2 separate regions of the Homo sapiens genome follow, and region 2 is linked to region 1. The links are chromatin loops, found by intact Hi-C in ENCODE. Cell type or tissue: pancreas. All regions are shown on one strand.

The links. Hi-C counts contacts between places; a loop is a spot of excess contacts. Peaks named below come from ENCODE experiments on the same cell type or tissue, not always from the same donor. Only the 100,000 strongest peaks of a DNase experiment are listed, where the experiment ranks them.
Region 2: a loop joins it to region 1, with 4 times the contacts of the local background. A loop is called at or near these places in 88 of 110 quality-filtered maps.

The regions. Positions count from the first base shown.
Region 1 is chr7:108,177,621-108,180,120 of GRCh38, forward strand. It overlaps NRCAM (neuronal cell adhesion molecule), which reads right to left. Exons shown (of 33, transcript NM_001037132.4): 26 at 370-492. Among named protein-coding and RNA genes, the nearest start is that of LAMB4, 49 kb to the left of the region's middle. In pancreas, no CTCF peak of the experiment used is centred here; a DNase peak (open chromatin) is centred at 971.
Region 2 is chr7:108,495,854-108,498,353 of GRCh38, forward strand. It overlaps PNPLA8 (patatin like domain 8, phospholipase A2), which reads right to left. Exons shown (of 11, transcript NM_001256007.3): 6 at 1,630-1,724; 7 at 731-902. Among named protein-coding and RNA genes, the nearest start is that of PNPLA8, 29 kb to the right of the region's middle. In pancreas, a CTCF peak has its summit at 1,485 (motif pointing left); no DNase peak of the experiment used is centred here.

The DNA of each region.
Region 1 (2,500 bases):
TCAAATATATATATATATATATATATATATATATATATATGTATATACGTGTATATATATACGTGTATATATATATACACGTATATATATATATACGTGTGTATATATATATATGATACAAAATGATAGCTAGATACAAAGACTAAGTTCTGGTGTTCCTTACACAGCTAGAGGGAGGATATTAAATGTTTCCAACACAAATAAATGATAAATATTTGAGAAGATGAATATGCGAATTCCCCTGATCTGATCACTATATGTATCGAAACATCACTACGTACCCCATGAGGAGGTATAATTATTTGTCAATTAAAATAATAAATAAAATAAAAAAACATATTTCCCCTTCTCTTCCTCCCAACAGCTTACTTGGCTGATACTTTAAGGTGTACTCTGTCAAAATGCCATTCGGGTGGCTCGGTGGATCCCATTCCAAAGTGAGAGAGTCCAGTGTTGGATTCACAATCTTCAAAGACGAGGGAGCACTGGGGACTTACAGTGAGAACTTACAGTCAACACAAAGATTTCTGAATGTTTCAACATGTATTAAATTGACATTTCACCGTGCTCGCACGATTCAAGGTTTTGAGTTTCAGTAACTCATTCCTGATTCAGCTGAAAATACATTAGTACAAACCTGTGACAGGCACCCATTTAGTTATTCTCTTCCTTTTTCTCTCTTGTCATTTACATTTATATTTAATAAAACCATCCTCTCAAAACACATAATGACTTTGCCTTTAGATGGACTCAAACCTAATATTTTAAAAAGAGGCAGTACTTGTTTGACGCATGAATGGTGTCTTAATAGAAGCAAACTAGCTACCAAGTGAAACTATTCTAACTGGATCTGAGTGGAAGCAGCTGTGTTCTGGACCATTAAGGACTGTTTTCTCTAACAAACCAGGTGTCTCCAAACAGTCAGAATGCCCTGCCTGCTGGGCTTTGGGCCAGCATGCCCAGGTGCAGAAACGTTCTTATCCTGAGAGCTGACAGCTGCCCAGGATCTGGTGGTGAATGGACAAAAGCCCAACCTTGGCACACCCCCAGCCCTGGGGAAGGCCCGAGGGGTCTCAGGTTCTCTGTGGCAGAGGCTGGCAAATCACCAGAGGAAACATGTCTGCTCATCTTTTATTCACTTCCTCATGAGGATGATGGCTGGTGGCAGCTCTCTCTCACAATGGTTACCTCCCCTACCACTGCCCCTGGAAACTAACTAATGGAACCACTCTCCCTATTGTCACTCTAGCCAAAAACCAGAGTCAACCTGAACTTCCCTATCTGCCTCATTTCCACCCTCTCCTCAGACACTAACTCCACTTCCTTAATCTAAATCATATCCATTTCTTCCTATCCCCATCTTCTTTGTCATTTCCCTGCTTTAGGCCCCTAGATGTCTTTGTCTGGTCCTAAAACCATGCCTGGCACATAGTTCTAGGCTTCTAAGCTTCCCCAACCCAATAAGTGGTTCTTTACTTTAGGGGATCACAGACCCTTTTGAGAATCTGATGACAGCCATAAACACTCCCTGGAAAAATATACATTTATCTTGCATACAATTTTAGGAGGCTCATGGAGCTCATTAAACCCATTCATTGTCTCCCTAAGGGACTACAGTCCCCAGCTTGTGAAAACATCGAGGAGGAAGAGCCCTGACTCTCTAAGGGACAGTGAGATTGACGACAAAAACTTACAATGAGATGGGAGCTGGGATGCAGGGTGGTTCTCAGAGGCTGCTGGGCAGCTGCCTGCATCATGAATCTTTCAATCAGCAGCCAGGGTGGGGTCCATCTTCTGTGAACTTCTTTTATCAAAAAGAGCTAAGCAAGCTACAGAAGCTATCTGGCCATTGTCATAGTGGCATATTGTTGCAAAATTTAAAATAGGTAAAACCCATTTTATTTCCTTTTCAAATCCTCATCCTTTTTACTACATGGGCCCCTCTTTCCCTCACCCACAAGGCTCCCTTGTCCCTGTGTCCAAATTCCTTCTCCCCTGACTCCTGGATCAATATATATTTGGTCCTTCCTTACTCTCTCCCTTGCAGTTGCCCATATCTGCAATGACTTTTCCCTCCTCTTCCCAATCCACTTGGTCAAGACTTGCAACCTTCTAACTCGGTTCAACTTTCTAATAAATTAGAAAAGAGCACTAAGAAAGAAACTATAGAAGTAAACTATAACTTATAGAAATATTTTCCTTTCCAGGTGTTTTTGTTAGGTTATCTAATTTGGTTCTCATGCTTTTCAGATGAGGCTACTGACATTCAGAGAAGTTATGGAACCTCTTTCAGGTCAGAAAGTTAATGATCCAAATAAATGTCAAAGTAACAAGGTTTCAGACAGTGTGTGTGGAGAAAAATTTTAAGTCACGGGAGAGGGCATTTCAGAGCAGCATTTTGGGTTCTGAAGCCTTCTATGTACACTTAGGCCCACATATGATCTGACATTTTGGTAGCTTTGTGTGTGCTGTATTCATCTATAGAAATTTCAATCACATT
Region 2 (2,500 bases), 320 kb after region 1:
AGGAGAAGGATACGAATTTACAACTACAATCTAATATCAGCTATACAAAATGTATAAGGTCTAATAAACTAGAAGGAGATATATTAAAGTCTACAGCTCTGAATAACAGGATTGTGGATGATTTTATGCTTATATTTTATGATTATATATACTTTGGGAGGCAGGCCAATCACTTGAGGTTAGGAGCCTGAGCAACATGGTGAAATCTTCTCTCTACTAAAAACAGAAAAAATTAGCTGGGCATGGTGGTGCACACGTGTGGTCCCAGCTACTTGGGAGGCTGACGTGGGAGGATCACTTGAGCCTGGGAAGTTGAGGCTGCAGTGAGCCAAGATAGCACCACTGTACTCTACCCTGGGCAACGGGAGTGAGAGCGTGTGTCGAAAAACAAATAAAAATAAAAATAATTGAATATTTTAGAATGACTTGAGACACATTTAATATGTTAAGTAAAAACAACAGGATGCAAGTATCTCATATTTTTAAAAAAGGCAATTGCAACTTTTACATGCAAATCTCACACACACAAACCCCCCAAAACAATTACTAAACTATGATTCACCAAAATACTAACAGTGGTTATCTCTAATTAGTCAAATAATTTAATATTCTTGATATTTTTCAAATTATAATATGCAAGAATATAATTTAATATTGACATTTTTCAAATTATAATATGCACATACTACCTATATAATCAGAAGATTTAAAAAGAGTAATTGTAACTTACTTAAGAATGTTTTCCCATGTTTGACTGTCATAAAATGCATGGCTCCAACTCATTTTTACTGTTCCAACAATGACATTTTGTGAAAATACATCTGATCCTAATTTTCGATAAAGTTCCTCACATTCATCCAAGGGCATATGAAACAACCCCAACATGAAAGCTAATATGGCACCTGGAAAAAAGAATCCTTAGCTTTTATCAGTGTTAAGTTATAGCCCTTATGATGTAAGATTTCCTGAATCATAGTTTTGGCTTAAATTTTAGCGTTGATACTTTCTAGCTATGTCACCTGGGACAAATGACTTTCCTTCTCAGAGCCCCATTTGTTTCAGGGGTAAAATGGGAGTAATAAGAACAACCAAAATTCATGTGTCTTACTGGGTTAACAAATGTAAAGGGATTTACCAGGTCTCAAAAAGGATTAAATAAATGCTACCCCCAATAATGATAATAATAATAATTTAAAAATATTTACAAATGTGTTGTTTTACATTAAATTATATATAAGATACTATGGTAGATAATTCACGTTCTTTCTAACATCAATGAATTACTTAGTTTTAGTCACAGAATATGGTATATTTGACAACTCACCAAATCACTAAGCAATTCTCCTTCAAGTTAGTCCTAGGAACCAATGTAATTAAACATATTAGGTACTCTTGGATGTCCTTTTAAACAGCTGATTCCATATCTAGCTATAATAGGTAGGACACACTGCCACCTAGTGTGCCTAACTGGCATAACCATGAACAAAAGACAAAAAAGGAAGTACAAAATTTTGGGGTATGGAGAGAGGGCTGAAGAAGGCAAAGGACTATGATCTTAAACATAAGTGCTTAATGTTCTTTTCCTTAATGTACTGCCAGAATGCACCACTTCCATATAATAATAATTACCTGTGCTTACACCACAAATGTAATCAAAGAGCTGATGAACTGGCTTCTGAGTAAGTTCAACTAATTTTCGTAGGGTCTGGAGAGCAACCACGCCCCTACAGAAAAGATTAAAGACAAAATGACAATTCCTGTTTAAAGAAAAAATAATTTAAGCTGTTGAATAAAACAATCTAATAATTGCTTTTAGAGTTTATATGCTAACATGAAAATTAATAATATAAATCAAAATCAGTAAAAATTGCCTGTCCAAATTTTTAGTATTACTTTTGAAAATCTAATATCTAAATGATAAAAAAACCTACACTAAGGCAGCACATTTTAAAATTTATATTAGTATCTCTCTCTTGTTTTTTCACTGAACCCATCCTTCTGCAGAACAGTATCTCTTTAAGAATAAATCTGGCCAGGCAGTGGCTCATTCTTGTAATCCCAGCGCTTTGGGAGGTTGAGGTAAGAGGATCACTTGAGGCCAGGAGTTCAAGACCAGCTGAACAATATAGCGAGATCCCATTTCTACAGAAAAAAAAAAAAAAAGTAAAAAGAAGAAGAAATCCACTCAAATACACTTCTTAAGAATGCCAAAAACCAACAAACAACTAAATAAGAATACAAAGATATGCCAATATAAAATTGAAAAAAAAAACAAAAAACAAAAAAAAAAACAAAAAAAACTGGAAAACACTTAAAAACTCACTCACTGGTTTTGGAATGCCATACCTTGGTTTCCTCTCTTACTAACATAGTTGGTCACCTATGACTCTATACATTTTTGTCTTACATATTTCACCAGATTTTTTTTTTTGAGATGGAGTCTCACTCTGTTGCCCAGGCTGGAGTGCAGTGGCTCACTGGGCTCACTGCAACCTCCGCC